Linked DNA regions of Homo sapiens: regions 1 and 2 are each linked to region 3. A link is a loop called in an ENCODE intact Hi-C map of the cell type or tissue named here. Cell type or tissue: mammary epithelial cell. All regions are shown on one strand. Region 1 overlaps ACTN1 (actinin alpha 1). Region 2 overlaps DCAF5 (DDB1 and CUL4 associated factor 5). Region 3 overlaps ACTN1 (actinin alpha 1).

Region 1 (2,500 bases), 69 kb after region 3:
TCGGGGTAGGGGGTACTCTTGTCAAAAGGCACATTGGTGCATGTGTGTTTGCTAGCTCACTTGTCCATGAAAATATTTTATGATATTAAAGAAAATCTTTTGAAATGGCTGTTTTTTAAGGAAGAGAATTTATGTGGCTTCTCATTTTTAAATCCCCTCAGAGGTGTGACTAGTCTCTTTATCAGCACACACTTAAAAAATTTTTAATATTGTCTATTAAAAATAGGACAAACTTGGAGAGTATGGACAACTTTGATATTGCTTGGCACAGATGGTATTAAAAAAACCACACTCCTATGACAGCTCTTTGCCTGCTCCTTGCTTGATGTTTTCTGGAAGTGTGTGTGGGGTCAAGGATGGTGTGGGGCACCTGTATCTACTCCTAATGTTTTTGACCCTGCTGTGTTCAATCTTCTTACACTTCAGTTTCTTCATTTTAAAAAGGAAAAGGTAATTTCTTCACAGTCTCCTATGAGTTGGACAGAAAGTCATGGATGTGTAAAGGACTTCTTGATGATAAGCCCCACCTTCATTTTTCCACGGCACCAAACAGCCCTGTGACATCTGCATTCACCCCACTCGTTTTATTTTTGCTGCAGTGAACAGCTTGAGTTGTCTCTTAAGAGTCATCTCATCCCTTGCTATTCGAGATGACCCACAGATGGCAGCTGTTCAGCATCACCTGGGAGTTCATTGGAAATACAGAATCTCAGGCCCCACCCCTGAATGTCGAATACTGTGTGTACTGCTCTAGCTTCTCCAGAGTAAAAGATAGTCTCTATAGGATGCCGTCTGCTCTGGCACCAGGCCCCCTGAGCCCATGCCTTTTATCTGACGTTTGTTTTGCAACCCATTACATCACTTGCCCCCGGGCATCCTTTAAATTTCATCCTTGGCTAATTCTCATTGTAACCGGTTCCAGCTTGCTTTAAATGATTGGGTGGATGGAATTCTCCCCATTGACAATTGACAGGTGGCAATTAATTGTTCATGCCTCAGTGGGATGAATCCATTACATCTCTTTCCTGCCTAATATTTTTATCTACCTCCGACTTTTTTGTAGGGACTTTGTTGATATCCTCATGAAGGCCCATCTCTCCTCTCTCTGGCTTGTCCATCCCTTGACAAAACCTTAATGACTGTTCTGGGTACCAAATCTGTGGCAGGAGTGTGACCCAGCTGCCACCCACCTCCTCCATCACTGGACCAGCTCATAGTTGTCCCTTGGACATGGGGTTAGTGCCCAACAAGTGTAGTCATTTGGCTAAGTGAGTTACTAGGAGGGAGAACAGATTCAATTTCCTGAGGTGGTGAGGAGAGACTGAAGGCTTTGCCAGTTCTTTGGCCTATGCCAGGCTCTCTGGTACTTCTGCAGGTGGCATGAGCTGTGTGAAGCGCCTCTAAATTTAAGGCTCCAAAGCTCTCCAACACAAACAAGACTTTAGGGTCTGCGTTATGGACGCCAAGGGAAGAAATACAACCTCAACATCAGTGCCTGTCAAGGGAGGCAGATGTGAGCTCGTCTGCCTGCCACCGGCCATTTGGACTACCTTGGGCAAGTGACCTCCTTAAATGGGGCCGATAATGTTGCTTTCCTTCTCTCCCTGGCACACAGTAGGCATTTAATAAGTGGCAATGGGTATTGTCCCTAGAGTTGTATAAAAAACCAGCTCTAGCAGGGCGTGGTGGTGCATGTCCGTAGTGCCAGCTGCTTGGGAGGCTGAGGTGAGGATCACTTGAGCCCAGGAGTTTTGAGTCCAGCCTGAACAACATAACAAGACCCTGTCTGTAAAATGGGGGAAAAAAGTCAGCTGTGCTTTGTTATGCTGTTTAAAATATTCTTAAAGAAAAAGGCCTGATTACAGAAAAATACCATTAAGGGGAACCCTCTTTCAGTCTCTGTGCTGAGGGTAGTAGTAGGCTGAGTAATGGTCCCCCAAGATATCCATTTCCGAGTCCCTGGAACCCATGATTGTTAATTCATATGACAAATAAGACTTTGCAGATGGGATTAAGAATCTTGAGGTGGGGAGATTGGTTCTGGATTATCTGGGTGGGTCCTTAGGGAGCAGGCATGTCGGCATCAGAGGAAATGTGACGACAGAAGCAGGGGTTGGAGTGATGTGAGGCCACAAGCCAATGAATGCGGACAGCCTCTAGAAGCTAGAAAAGCCAGGGAAACAGATTCTCCCTGAGAGCCTCCAGATAGAATGCAGGTCTACAGACCCATTTTGGGTCTCTATTCTCCAGAACTGTGAGATAATACGTTTGTGTTGTTTTAAGCCACTTCATTTGTGATAATTTGTTACAGCAACCATAGGAAGCTAATATGTGCTCCATCGTTCATGCCCTGGGGAGCTGGCTGCCTCCCTGACGTCAGTGACCCGTGGTATAGGCATGACCTGCTGGAGAAACTGCCCTAGCTTCAAAGGCCTGAGTGTGCAACATTGGCCCTTGGGAGGCTGCCTTAGCTGCTGGACTTGATCTCCTAAGCCTTAAA
Region 2 (2,500 bases), 160 kb before region 3:
TCCTTCAGGAGGTATTCCAGAAGAAGGCATTATCATAAGAGATGATAGTTCCACGTGTATTATCGACCCTGAAGATGTTAGTAGAACAGATGTGAAGGTAGAAGATAGTGATATTGATGAGCCTGACCCTGTGTAGGTCTAGGCTAATATGTGTGTGTGTGTGTGTGTGTGTGTGTGTCTTTGTTTTTAACAAAATAAAAAGTTTAAAAAGTAAAAAAAAAAAAAAAGAATAAGGATATAAAGAAGGAAAGTGCTTTTGTACAGCTGCACAATGTGCCTGTTTTAAGCTAAGTATTATAACAAGAGTCAAAAAGTTAAAACAGTAAAAAAGTTTATAAAGTAAAAAAGTTATAGTAAACTAATGGTCGGGCGCGGTGGCTCATGCCCGTAATCCCAGCACTTTGGGAGGCTGAGGCAGGGATCACTTGAGGTCGGGAGTTCGAGACCAGCCTGGCCAACATGGTGAAACCCTATCTCTACTAAAAATACAAAAATTAGCCGGGCATGGTGACGTGTGCCTGTAATCCCAGCTGCTCAGGAGGCTGAAGCAGGAGAATCACTTGAACTCAGGAGGCGGAGGTTGCAGTGAACCGAGATCACACCACTGCACTCCAGCCTGGGTGACAGAGTGAGACTTTGTCTCAAAAAAAAAAAAAAAAAAAGTTATAGTAAACTAAGGTTAATTATTGCAGAAAGAAAAATATTTTTAAATAAATGTAGCGTAGCCTGTGTGTAATATTTATATAGTCTATGGTGGTAGTGTACAGTAATGTCCTAGGCCTTCACATTCATTCATCACTCACTCACAGACTCACCCAGAGCAACTTCCAGTCCTGCAAGCGCTATTCATGGTGGATACCCTATACAGGTGTACCATTTTTTTAAATCTTTTATACTGTATTTTTACTGTGGCTTTTAAATGTTTAGATACACAAATACTTACCCATTGTGTTACAGTTGCCTATGGCATTTGGTGTTCCATATAATAACATATAGTAACATGCTGTACAGGTTTGTAGCCTAGGTTATACCACATAGCTGGGGTGTGTAGTAGGCTATACCTTCTAGGTTTGTGTGAATACTCTCTATAATGTTTACACAACAAAATTGCCTAACAACACATTTCGTAGAACATATTCCTGTCATTAAGCGATGCATGACTGTATTAACATATCCAGATTTATCTTCTTTTGCCAGTTAAGAATTTGAGTCAACCTTTGACTCTCTGTTGCGTCAGCTTAGGTTTTTCTTCCAGGAAGTCTTTTGTGACTACTCCCACTCCTGTCTCCCCAGTAGAGGGCAGTTATTCTTCCTCTGTCCTCTCTTGGCAGATCTTCCCCTTATTACAGCACTGTTCATGGAAACGGTAACATCTTTGAATCCATGTGTGTGACACAGTGCCTAAGATAGTCAGCAGGTATTCAATAAATATTTAAATGAAAGTATGCATGAATAAATGAATTACTGAATTGTAGGGAAGGGTGTGAAGTGAATGACTTAGATGAATCCTTCTGGCCCTGATGCATTGCAGTCTGATGCTGTTCTTTTTAATAGGTGGAATAATCCATCTCCACAGCATATTCTGTGAAATCTTGTTGAACCAAGAAGCAGAAAAAACTTGCTTCTATTTCGGCTGCTTGATTGTGTGGTCAGGGTCAAGTCATATAATTACTCAGGACCTTGGTCTCCTCCAGTGTAACATAGGTTGATGTTAACCACACTGTCTATTTTATAGGATTATTTTAAGGATTAGATGATATGATATACATGAAAACATTTTGGAAATTAAATTTACTGAAGAACTTGTTGCTTCTTCAGGGGTATCTATGTTGATATAATCCCTTCAGTGAATTCTTTGTAGTTTGAACTTTCTATTTTGTAATTCCAGGTTTGACCTTATGTTTTATGTGTTGGGAGTCACATATTTTAGATAGGGACTTCTTAGTATACTCTCAATAATAATCTTGGCTTCTTTTACCCATGAATTTGCCCATATGTAGAAGACTTTCCAAGAACACTGCTAATATTTCTGGATTATGCATAAAATACTTGTGTGTTTTGAATCTGTTTTCTATTCTGATCACTTAACTTTCCCATTTGTTTATGGATACTTTGGAAGTGGGATGGTGGATCTGTAGAAAGAAATAAAACTGAGTGTAGTTTCAGACCTAACTTGGTGACTATGTCCAATGCTAACCAAGGGAAACTTGTTTTGTATCTAGAAATCTACCAAAGGAGGGATATTATTTGCCCTCATTGAGAAGGATGGTAAGGGACACTAAGATTGAATTTCAGAGACCTTTGAAAATTTTTGTTTGACTGTTATTATATGGATTTAAAATAATGACTGGATTTCAAATTTAGCATTTGTACCAGAATCCTATGGGTCAGTTTATTATGTGAAGTTTCCATTAAGAGGCTCTCTAAATTCCCTATTCTCATACTTTTCTCAAAGCTTTCTTCCATGGACCCTTTTTAAAAGAGGGAGTATATGTGAGAA
Region 3 (2,500 bases):
ACTGGGTCACATTGTCCTGGGCCTGGGTGAGGGTTTCTGTGCTGCTTTTTAATGTGCTGATCTGTGTGTTTGTGTTTTGGGAGAAGAAACTTTGTGTTGCGGAACCTCAGGTGAAGAGAATTGAGGTCGTTAGGCTCCTCCGTCATGGCCCAGTGTCATCTCGGGGCCATGCAAGGCCTCTGTGTGTCCGTCACATTTTATCCTACAATCTCCTGTGATGGATATGCAGATTGTCCCCAGCTGCTCTCCTGCTGACACAAATGAGGCAACGATGAACATTCTCCCATACATCCCAGTGCAGCTGTGTGAGGATTGCATTGAGCAGGGAATTGCTGGGTTGCAGGGAATTTCCTGATACGCTGCTGAGTTACCCCCTAAAATGGCTGTACAGTCTACTCTCCACCAGCCGGGCACGAGGGCTTCCGGATCCCTCAACCCCACCAACATTCGGCGTAATCAACTTTCTAATTGTTTGCCTGTCTATTAGGTGTAAAGAGATGCATTTTAGTTTTGAGCTGCAGCTGAAGAGGAACTCTCCTCCAAGTGCCAAGACTGCTCCCCTCCTCCAGTCAGCTCTCTTGGAACCAGAAACTTCCTCCTGGGTGGTGTTGAGAATCATGGTGATGCTCTGCAGAAAACCTCTCCTCTGTAAGGAGTGGCAGTTTATAGATACAGCCCGTTAATGCCTCAGTCCCTGCAGGAAGTTCTTTTTTTTTTGAGCTGGGGTCTCACTGTCTCCCAGGTTGGAATGCAGTGGTATGATTATGGCTCACTGCAGCCTCGACCTCCCTGGGCTGGGGTGATCCTCCCACCTCAGCCTCCTGGGTAGCTGGAACTATAGGGGTGCACCATCATGCCTGGCTAACATTTTTAAATTTTTTGTAGAGACAGAGTTTTTTGCCTGTTGCGTAGGTTCCTGCAGGAAGTTCTGCTCCCTGGGAGTGTCTGCTCCAGTCCCACCCCGGGGGTGCAAATCACTGCTGTGACTTGTGGTGGCTTGTGATGCTTCCACAGTTGCTGAACTTGTTGCCTCATCCCCTGGTATCTCTGGCATCCTGCGGGCTTGGGTTTCCTGGAGCTTTGAGAATTCCTTTGCAAAGTCATGTGGCTGCTGCCGGGTGGTTGTCCCTCAGGGAGGAGGTGGGTGGCGCTGTGGCATTGGCTTGGAGTTTGGGCTGGATCAGTGCTGAGGTCCTATTGATCAAGTTTTGACTGAGTCAGAGAGGTTGGGGTGCAGTGCCTGCTGGATCCTGCTAGCCCAGATGAAGGAACACACTGGGTGCCAAGGTGTCCCCCATGATCCCTTGATGCTACCTGGGACCGTTTAGTAGACAAGGGCAATTCCATGGGTCCTGGAGTCGTTCTTTTTGTCTCATGCCTTTCCATGAGCACCCTTTCTCTTGTCTTTCTTGTACTTTAGTAATGAACTCTAGACACTATTAACTACTTAGGGTGTGCTGGGCTTTTTGCATAGATTATCTCATTGAAACTCCTTACCAAACCAGTTGAGAAAGGTATTATCCCTGTTTTACAGATGAGGAAACTGAGGCTCAGAAAGGTCAAGAACTTGCTTAGGTTCCAAGGTTAGTAAGTGGCAGACCCATATTGAACCCAGCTCTTCTGTGCCCAAATCCGTTCTTAGCCACTAAGCCTTGGTCCTCAGAGTGTGGTCTCTGGACCGGCAGCATCAGCATCACCTGGATACTTGTTAGAAATGCAGTTTCTCTGCCGGCCTAGAACTTTGGAATCAGAAACTGGCGGTGGGGCCCAGCAATCTGTATTTTAACAAGCCCTCCAGGTGATTCTGGTAAATGTTCAAGTTTACATATTCAAGTTTGAGAACCACCGCACTGAATTATCCTGCTGTTCTTTTTTCTATTTTTTCTGCCTGGCTTCTCCCCTTTTGTCATTGGGCCAGTCACTGTGAGCCCAGACTTTGAACCCTGGCTGCTCTTCAGGGGCTTCATGCCCCTTTTAAAGAGGTGCAGTAATTCGTCCTCTGGGGCCTCCACAGGAACCCCTCCCAAGTCCCCAAAAGCAGTTGACAGAACTGATGCTCCAGCTGACAGCCTGGTGACCGGAACCACCATGGGGGTCAGAGTTCCCAGTCACTATGCCCAAGGAGGTGCTTTGAGGGGTCCGGGTGACCCAGGGGTGGACTGTGGGACAGACCAGGACAGAAGCTCCTGCTGGGAGATTATTTTAGGGGCACAGAAAGGAGACTTGGAAAACTTCCTTGTCCAAGCAGGATCTCTTTCTTTCTTGCAAATTTGTAATGATAAGTGGTTTGACCTTTGGAGAGGAGCTTCCACACAGGGGTTTGGAATCTAGGCAGGTCCTTGTTTCTGGTCAACAAGGCACATTCAGGAGAAATGACCCTGGGGAGAGGATAGAAGCTAATTTTTTTTTTTTTTTTTTAAGTAGAGACAGGGTCTTGCTATGTTGCCCAGGCTGGCCTTGATCTCCTGGCCTCAGGCAATCCTCCTGCCTCAGCCTCCCA

What was found. A loop is a pair of places that touch in the nucleus more often than their neighbours do. Peaks named below come from ENCODE experiments on the same cell type or tissue, not always from the same donor. Only the 100,000 strongest peaks of a DNase experiment are listed, where the experiment ranks them.
Region 1: a loop joins it to region 3, with 5 times the contacts of the local background. A loop is called at or near these places in 2 of 110 quality-filtered maps.
Region 2: it touches region 3 in a loop (4-fold over the local background); 2 of 110 quality-filtered maps call a loop at or near these places.

What each region holds. Positions count from the first base shown.
Region 1 is chr14:68,871,925-68,874,424 of GRCh38, reverse strand. ACTN1 (actinin alpha 1) reads left to right here. Exons shown (of 22, transcript NM_001130004.2): 22 at 1-297. Among named protein-coding and RNA genes, the nearest start is that of ZFP36L1, 80 kb to the right of the region's middle. In mammary epithelial cell, no CTCF peak of the experiment used is centred here; no DNase peak of the experiment used is centred here.
Region 2 is chr14:69,100,270-69,102,769 of GRCh38, reverse strand. All of the region lies in intron 5 of DCAF5 (DDB1 and CUL4 associated factor 5), which reads left to right. Among named protein-coding and RNA genes, the nearest start is that of DCAF5, 52 kb to the left of the region's middle. In mammary epithelial cell, a CTCF peak has its summit at 1,301 (motif pointing right); a DNase peak (open chromatin) is centred at 1,269; H3K27ac peaks cover 1,023 bases.
Region 3 is chr14:68,940,596-68,943,095 of GRCh38, reverse strand. The region is part of intron 1 of ACTN1 (actinin alpha 1); the gene reads left to right. Among named protein-coding and RNA genes, the nearest start is that of ACTN1, 37 kb to the left of the region's middle. RefSeq lists enhancers at 1-776, 777-1,567. In mammary epithelial cell, a CTCF peak has its summit at 1,148; a DNase peak (open chromatin) is centred at 1,065; H3K27ac peaks cover 2,254 bases.